2 separate regions of the Homo sapiens genome follow, and region 1 is linked to region 2. The links are chromatin contacts, found by Hi-C or POLR2A ChIA-PET in ENCODE. All regions are on one chromosome and are shown on one strand. The core of a region is the stretch at or near the end of the contact, and the rest is flanking DNA. Distances in the headings are between cores, read along the strand shown. Region 1 overlaps MAML2 (mastermind like transcriptional coactivator 2). Region 2 overlaps MAML2 (mastermind like transcriptional coactivator 2).

The links. Hi-C counts contacts between places; a loop is a spot of excess contacts on that map. ChIA-PET counts read pairs that join two places held with the same protein, here RNA polymerase II (POLR2A).
Region 1: a loop to region 2 is called in a map of PC-9, with 16 times the contacts of the local background. The contact joins two enhancer-like sites. A Hi-C loop is called at or near these places in 1 of 168 maps with a recorded cell type or tissue (PC-9). POLR2A ChIA-PET finds 5 or more read pairs at or near these places in 3 of 52 experiments (H1, activated B cell and activated CD4-positive, alpha-beta T cell).

What each region holds. Positions count from the first base shown.
Region 1 is chr11:96,203,347-96,207,827 of GRCh38, forward strand. The region is part of intron 1 of MAML2 (mastermind like transcriptional coactivator 2); the gene reads right to left. Among named protein-coding and RNA genes, the nearest start is that of MIR1260B, 140 kb to the right of the region's middle. Within about 2 kb of position 1,430, at least 3 of the 41 ENCODE cell types and tissues checked have a DNase peak (open chromatin) inside an H3K27ac peak, as active enhancers do.
Region 2 is chr11:95,990,372-95,995,020 of GRCh38, forward strand. MAML2 (mastermind like transcriptional coactivator 2) reads right to left here. Exons shown (of 5, transcript NM_032427.4): 3 at 1,149-1,352. Among named protein-coding and RNA genes, the nearest start is that of MTMR2, 69 kb to the left of the region's middle. Within about 2 kb of position 1,265, at least 3 of the 41 ENCODE cell types and tissues checked have a DNase peak (open chromatin) inside an H3K27ac peak, as active enhancers do.

The sequences.
Region 1 (4,481 bases), core at 180-2,679, 210 kb after region 2:
ATACACCAATTGACTAGGTATTTCACTTCCTTAAGAATTGCTGGCTCTGGAAAAGAATGCAACAAGTCCTATCAGATTATGCCTTAAAAATGTGCAAAATGTTTGTTGTCAGATCTGGCTGTACATTTATTAAGCTGTATTCATAATTAACAAATTTTATTTAGTTTTTTTAGATATAAGTCAGCCGGCAAGCTGCTAGGAGCAAGCCTTTACAAAAAAAAGTAAAAGAAAAACATAGTATCCTTTCTCTTGAGGCACTTATATTCTAATGCAAGAAGTCGCAAGTCACAGAGAAATACACTTAAACACAAATGACCAAACATGAACATACTTACTAATTCAAATGCAAAATACATATATGGTGTAGAAACGGAAATGAATCTGTAACATACTTTGGAATGAGTGAATCAGTGCAGGTCAGCCATGCATGAAAATATTTAGCCTACCCAAGGATCTATTTGTTAAATGTTTTCAAAAAATTCAGTGCGGTTATTCTCAATAATATGAGTGCAAAAACACATTTTAAACAGAAATCTTTCTCCTTTCTAATCTACTGTATTAGTGAGTGCTCTCACAGGAAATAGATGGTGCACTTGACTTAGGATAATTCATGAAGGGGTTAAGGACTAATTATCCAGGTGTAAATAGGGTGTGGGGGAATCTCCAGGGATACAGCGGGAACCCAGGGCTAACTACAGAGATGCTGTCAGCATCCCTAGGCCTGAAGGACTGAGGGAGGGAGAGGTTTCTGGAACTGAGGAGAGAGAGTCCTGTGGGGCAGGCTGCCTTGAAAGGAAGCATGGGCCTTCTGACCAGCAGGGACAAAAGGGTGTAGGTGCACTTGGAGGGGCAAATGGAAGACATGTGACATGCACCACATATACTATTGCCCACCCAAGTTAATTAAATAGTCATTCAATATTTATTGAGCACCTACTACGCGCCAACCCCTGTACTATGGAAGGACGCTAAAAGAAGAGTAGGTCATTGTGTCTGCCCTCAATAATTCAGAGCCTAGCGTAGATGACAGACTTACAAACAGACTAAGTAATGTGCATTGATTCAGGCAAGTTCTGTAACAGAAATTTGCAAAAGTGTTGTGAAAACAAAGAGGGTTGAGAAAGAGCTATCCTTTGGAAAGGGACATTACTAGGGAATTGCTGACACACAGCCTTTACCAGTAAGATCAGGTTAATTGTATTCAAGATAATAAAGAGGTCACTGATTTATGGGCCTATAATTCTGATATATTTACATAGATAAAAGCATATGCATTAAGAGGTCTCACCAAAGACTCCAAGAGTTTTTGTTTTTGTTTTTTTAAACCACAATTTATATCAGAAATAGCGCATTGCAGTCACATTATGTTGAAGGAATCTGCTTAAGTTCATACAGCCACTTAGTAGCAGAGAGAGAGGACAAGGACTCAGGTTTCCTGGCTTTCTGCCAAGGTGAATCTTGAAGGTGTAACATGTTTTCGATGTAATTTTAGGTGCACCTAAATTAAATTAGTTGCCTTTCTCCTCTCATCATTGCTCTACTACATTTCATTTCTCTTTATCCTTCATTCTTATTACATTGATCGGAGGGCCTCTTGAAATTGGCATCAGTGAACTTCTTAAGAATCGAAAGCTCAGAGTCCTATATCTGTTGCTTAGCAGTAAATTTCAGTAATGTGTTTTTCACTTTACTTTGTGGTAGCCTGTACTTTCCTGGCGTAATTTCTTTTCATATAATGTGTGAATTTTACAGTATGATGTCAACATGGTGAAATGCATAACCATATGGTTGCCACATAATTGAATGCTCCAGTCTGTTAATTGTGCTTTGAGCAATTACTGTAGTGACCTAATTGTTGCCATTCCTTGTTTTGTTAGTAACAATTATTCAGTCTACTTGAATGCAGCAAACTTACCAATATATTCATTTACTCATTTCTACAAGACTGTGAGTGAACTCCCAGGGACCATCCCCGGGCCTTAACATGATGCCTGGTATATTGCAGATGCTCTATACTTGTTTAATCATCCAACATGCATTTAGCATCATGCATTTAGCATCTAATGTCTAACACATTTCAGGCACTGCACTTGGGGTACAAATATAAATATGACATAGTCACTGCCTTCAAGAGGCTCGGGCTAAGTTTAATTCAATTTTACTGTTTTTTAGGCAGACCAGTACTGTGTGGTAAAACAGCAGGCTTGTGAAGGGACACCTTCAAACATGATAATGAGAGCAGTTGTATGATTCATGTTGCTTAAACTAGAGCCTATGTAGCTCACAGGCTGAATTGACTTGGCAAGCAAAATAATTGCTCTTGCAGTAGCCCAAATGTCGCTGCTTCTGATGAGCTGCCTTCTGCTCTTCTAACTGATGGGACTGATGGCTGGAGGTTGCCTGGCCATCGGAACCCTTTTCTTTTCTTTCCTCTCAAAGGTCAAAGATGTGTCTTCCTTCATCCATCCCTACCTTCTTTGTTGCTCCTTTGGAAAGATTCCCGTCTGGCTTACAGCTAATACAGTTGAGCATTGAGGTTTGTTTCTGCACTTTGTTTTCAAACTTTCAGGTGTTTTGCTCATGTTGTCCATGCAAATTTTTACACGTTTAAGAAGAAACAAAGTTTACTTTTGTGCCTAAGGAAAAACTGATGTCTTTGGTAAAAATGATGCCTTATATGAACTTTCTGGTTCTAAAAGCTTTCTTAATTTCAGTTTTGATTGACTCTTTTTTTTTTTTAATTATTGAGAAGGTTAAGCAATAGAAGTTTTTATGTGTTATCTAGAAATAATTCCTTGATCTTTTCAAAATGCTTTGTGAACATGGAAAATAAGTATAGCTTATATGTTATCAAAAATGAGTTTCTTTATGCAACATGAATATTTGGGGTGAGTATCAGTAATACAAGAGAAAGTAAACAATTCTGCTGAAAAGTGTTTATAATTGCAGAGATATTGAAATTGCCGGATAGGCGGGTGCGGTGGCTCATGCCTGTAATCCCAGCACTTTGGGAGGCCGAGGCGGGCAGATCACGAAGTCAGGAGTTTGAGACCAGCCTGACCAACATGGTAAAACCCTATCTCTACTAAAAATATAAAACAAAATTAGCCAGGCATGGTTGTGTACCTGTAATCCTAGCCACTCAGGAGCCTGAGGCAGGAGAATCGCTTGAACCCAGGAGGCGGAGGTTGCAGTGAGCCGAGATTGTACGACTGCACTGCAGCCTGGGTGAAAGAGCGAGACTCCATCTCAAAAAAATAGAAATTGCCAGAATGGCTGCCAGTGAGTAAAGGTTCATCAGGAAACCCATTTCATTTTGTGCTTTTCAGACCTAAAGTAAAAGAGTACAGATGTTTTCTTCTTTTATTCTTGTCTGCAAAGTCCACACATAAAGTCAACTATGTGAGAAAATAAAAGCTGCTTTGGTTATGGATTTTGGAGCAGCCCTGCAACTCCATATTATTATTTATCAAATACTTTGGAAATTTCTGGAAAAATAGAGGTATGAAAAGGAGCACCGGGAAAACAAATGGTTTTAGAAGAATCTTTTAAAAATATCATGTTTGGTAAATAAAAAACAAAAGTTATATAGACCACGATGAAGTGTTACCAGCATAAAAAAGGGGCAGGGAAATATCATCGCCCAACCTCCTGCAAAAACGCAGTAAATTTAAACCATAACATTCTTTCAAGGTAACTTAAGGAAAGATGTTAAGTCTGCTTCCCTTTTTGTTTTCATACAAGAGATTTAGTCTGCCCTCTATAAAAGGACTTGTTTTCTTGTAACTGCACCAGTTAGACTTCTCTATTGTAATCTGGAAATCTATGGCTTTGGGGTCCTCCAAGCATAGCTTTTTGTTGTGTGCTCTTTCTGCTGGGCAACACTGTGCTGCAAAGGATGTCATTTTAATTATTCACTGGCCCATCTTTTAAGCCTCTTAAAGGTTATAGGGCAAATTCTGTCTAAACACTCAGTAAAAGTCAAGGTAAGGTACCATCTTAGATCCAATTCCCCAAATTAGTTGGTAAATTGTGGTCTCTTTAATGATATTGCTTCATCCTTCAATGAAGTTGATTATAAACAAATTGCAGCCAGCAGCCAAACTCAACACAGATTATGTGCAACTACATAACTGCCTGCCTGGGGCGGCCTCTTTTACCTATGCACATCTTAGGTGAGACTGTGTTCTGGCATGCAGGGCAATAAAACCCAGGCCCTCTGCTGCTCTGCCTGTGAGATAGTGTGGTTGCCTCAGGATATGCCAACACAGTCAAAAGAAAAACAGAGGTGAAATCCACTTTACCGTATGGAGTATAACTGCTGTCCCTTAAAAATTGTCCAGGCAGTATATGCATGGCTGTGAGTAAACCAGTGATGATTACAAAATACAACAGATATCACACCAACTAATCCAAGGGCTCTGCATCTTGCCATTATCGAATAAAGAAGGCACTTTCAAGGCTTTACTGTTTTTAAGATC
Region 2 (4,649 bases), core at 15-2,514:
CAATACCTTGGCAGGCATAATATGTAGTATCCTTTATTGTCCCTAGGTCTTTGAATATGCTGGTTGTTCTGGCTGAAATAACCCTCCTACTCATCTCTTACTCCACTTTCAGATATTCGGTAGATAGAAAGTTCTTTCTGAAATCATTTCTAGTAGTTACCAGAGTATGGCATTTAATCACATGCATTACAATTGGCCAATTTATCTGACATATCCTCAGTGGGCTCAAGGCTTCTCTAGGGTGAAGAGAGGATTTGCCTTGTTTATGGCTCTCCCCTCATTGCAAATTATTATTTACTGAATAATTATAGCACTTGTGATACCCTGCATTTCTGACTCTCACTACAAAGCTCCTTGAATATAAAATTATTTGATTTTGTTGTTATCTTTTCTGTATACTTTAGCTCTAATTCACCTGGAGATGCTTACTTTTTATTTCATTTGGCCAAATAGTTTGAAGGGAGGCAATGAAACCAGGGCTGAGCAGATAAATACTGAAGGAGGGTTAATGCATGAAGAGTGTGTGGGAAACACAATCTTGTCTTTCTTAAACAGTCAAATATTAGGTTGGTGCAAAAGTGATTACGGTTTTTGCCATTAAAAGTAGTGGCAAAAATCGCAATCACTTTTGCATCAACCTAATATATACAGTGCAAATGGGAAATGTATTTTACATTTTCTTTTAAAAAATCCCCCATTGTGAGTTGCTTTATTTTGGAAGCCAAATCTTGGTTTTGAGGCTCCATGTTGGCTTTTAAAATTGCTTTTGAAACTCTTATCTCTAAAATCAGTTTGGATTTGAGTTGATTCAAGTTCAGTTTACTGTTTCTGCCCCTTAAGCCTGGGGAACAACACTGGTTTCTTTTGCCTGATTCAAATGCCCATGTTGGTTGTTCTAGACATTCCTGGGCTGGGCAGGGCTGGTTAGCAGAGGTGCCATGCATTCCAAGTGTCCAGCAGTTGTTAAATCAAGTTTGGGTTTTTTTTTCTTCCTGCAGTACACTAAATGTATGGAATTATCCTCTCTTACAGTCAGCACACCTTTGTTGCTGTCACGTAAGTAGGCACAGTAAATATAAATGGAAAAGAATAAACTCCCTCTGTTGGGTCAACAGGTTTGTTCAGTAGAAATTAAGAGAAAGTTTTACCGCGTCAGCCAGCATCTGCTGCTGGAGAAGAAGTTGCTGTTTCTGCTCCATGATCTGCCTCTGTAGAGTCTGCTTCTTTCCCATCAATTGCTGATTCAACAGTGATTGCTGGGAGTTCATGTAACCACTTCCAGTGTTTGGATTTGAGCAGGGGTTAGGACTTGGACTGGGGCCTGTGTTCTGGCCTACCACAGAGTGTTGATCCTAAAGAAGAGAAAGGGGGAAGGAAAAGCTACTGTGAATTAAAAAAAGAAAAATGTAGCACAAAGATCATACACTCAGATTCCAAACATTTTTCATCTTATTAAAGATCAAACATGGTTAAATGGGTTGGAGATCAGAGAATCGCTTTTTAAATGTAGAAGAAATAATTGCATAACACAGCAACCAAAGCAGCTGGGTTAATGACATTAGGGCACTGGAAAAGCTCCCATGAGGACTCTGATTGTGGAACCTCCACATTCCAGAAGGTGTTTATGGAACCTCAAAGAAAACTACCATAAAAACATATGGCAAACCTCTCAATTTCTCAGGAATAAACATCATAACCTAACAAATCCTTCCTTTTCCCAAAGTTAGCATGTATCATTGCTGATCCTGCAATGAAAGTCATGTTTTAATTCACGTGTTTAAAAGTTGAAACTATTTTGGACAGAAGGCATTTTGCCTTACCCAGCTTTCTGTGACAGAAAGGCAGGAAGGCCTCTAAGTTTCTGTTTTATAAACTCAAACTTGGAAAGGACTTCACTTCTCAGGGCCTTGTAAATTTTGTTCCGCAGTCAACAATTCAGGTATCTCGGCGCAAGAATCTCAGTAAAAGAATACCCGACACACTGACAATGAGAAAATATTGATTAAAAACTCAACTGTATATCAAATAATATTGGGTATTGGTGAACTGCCTTTCTAATTTGAGGTCTCTACCAATTTTTTGGCATTGACAGATCAGGACTCTGCAAGACAGTAAGCTAAACCCAGTTGAATATTCTCATTAATTCCCAATGATGTATTTAGGATTGAGCTCTACACTAGTACACTAGTAGGGTTACAAGAAGACTAGAAAATATGGTTATCACCTTAGAGAATTTATCACCCAAGTGAGGGAGAAATGCTTACATGTATAAATATAAGAAAATGTAAAATCAAATTTTAGTTTACATGATATAAACACTAAGTCAAAAATTGTTATACTTTGATCAGAATGATCTGGGAATCAGCTTATAAGGCAGATGCCCTGGCCTTGTCCCAGGGATTCTGAGGCTATAGATCAGGGTACCTCCTTAGGTTATTCTGATACTCATTGGTCCAGGGAATATGCTTTGGGAAACACTGAATACATGGGAACAAAAGAAATCCAACTCTCTCTTTTTTTTTTTTAAGAGACAGAGTCTCACTCTATTACCCAGGCTGGAGTGCAGTGGCATAATCATGGCTCACTGCAGCTTCAACCTCCCAGGCTCAAGCAGTCCTCCCACTTCAGCCTCCTAAAGTGCCTGGGACCACAGGCGTGCGCCACCTGGCTAATTTTTAAATTTTTTTTAGAGACAGGGTGGCTAATTTTTAAATTTTTTTTAGAGACGGGGTCTTACTATGTTGCCCAGGCTGGTCTCAAAGTCAAGGGCTCAAGTGATCCTAGATCCTTGGCCTCCCACAGTGCTGGTATTACAGGCATGAAGCACTGTGCCCAGAAAAAAAAAAAAAAAATCCATCTGTCATTCACCAACTAAACTATGTAAGGTTACAAGACATAAAAACATTAAGCAGGGAGTTGGGTGCGGTGGCTCATGCCTGTAAACCTAGCACTTTGGGAGGCCGAGGCAGGTGGTTCACCTGAGGTCAGGAGTTTGAGACCAGCCTGGCCAACATGGTTAAACCCCATCTCTACTAAAATATGAAAATTAGTTGGGTGTGGTGGCACATGCCTGTAATCCCAATTACTTACTCAGGAGGCTGAGGCATGAGAATCACTTGAACCTAGGAGGCAGAGGTTGCAGCGACCCGAGATTGTGCCGCTGCACTCCAGCCTGGGTGACAGAGCAAGACTCTGTCTCAAAACAAAAACAAACAAACAAAAAACCACAAAGCAACTCCCATGATACCACATGAGTAGAGGTGGTAGGTACACTGTTTGTGGAAATTATCTTTTTTATTTCTTTCTCTTTCTTTAACTATGTGCCGAGCTGAAATAAATAAACAAGTAAGTAAGTAAGCCACAAGCCGAAAGCCTTGGCCTTGCTTTAGTAATCTCTGAGGCTACAGAGCTCACCAGCTGCCTCAAAAGCAAAGGGTTACAAAATAATTCTAAGGGCGACCATCCACTGAGGCTTATTATCAGCCAGTCACTGTGGTCCGTGCTTTACGTGATTTATCTCATTCACTCCTCCCAACAAAACAATGAGCAAGAACTTGTATTATTAACCCAACTTTGCAGATGAGAAACCTGAGCTCAGAGAGATCACATAGCTGTAAGTGGCCGAGGAGGATTTGAAGCCAGGTCTGTCTGACCCCACAACTCTAGTTCTCAATCAGTACACTTTACTGCCTGTCACGTGAGACAGGAAGCATTGAGAAGAAAGATTTTTGTACTTTAAACCTGGGCCAACCCATCAGTTCATGCAGCACTCTTCCCAGGGTTGAGCACCCTCAGGTCAGGAAGGTGGAAAGAAGTGTGTTGGAGAGAAGGACAGGGGAGTGAGGACAGGGTGGGGAGATCCTCTTCACTAGTTAGTAAAAAATAATTACAGCCATCTCTGAGGTACATCCTTTGAGCAGCTTAAGGAAACCATCCTCTAATATATTTACACCCCTATGACCAGTCAGTTCTTTCAACTTTAAATCCATCATGAATTTCGGAGACTTCACCGCCTGTGTTCTATAAGCCACTAAGAATGTGGACTTGGAGACAAGTACTTGAGGGTCATTGACAGAATGGCAAATGAGGATCGGTGAGCTGAGTGTCTTGGAGGGCAAAAGGAGGAGGAAATACATGGAGGATTGGGGGCTGGGCCTTTTGGTGCACCCTGAGTAAGGACAGGGAAGCAGAGCCTGTGACAGGGGGAAAGAGGCAGGATCAGGGAAGCGTAAAGACAGCTGGAAGTGGTGGGGGAAGACATCAAGGTGGGAGAGAATGTATTGGAGATGGTAGTTTGCTTTCTACTCTCCACTTGAACCAGAATAGAAAGAGTCTGCTCTTTTCTTTGTTAGTTTGGAGTTTTATGTAAGACTTTCAAAAGAAGATTTTGTGTTTTTTTGTTTTGGTTTATTTTTTTAAGTAGCTGACAAGCATAGGTAGAAAAATTCAAAACACTTTTCTTTTCATCTTCTTTGCATTGCCATGCAATGGACAAGACCATAAGCTCCGGAGATAGGTCCACCTTGGTTCATACCCCAGTTCTGACACTTAGTTGTGTGATGTGGCAGAAGTTAATTCACCTCTCTAAGCCTCAGTTTTCTTATCTGTAAAAGGGAAATAATAACAGTATGGATGTCACAGTTTCCCTA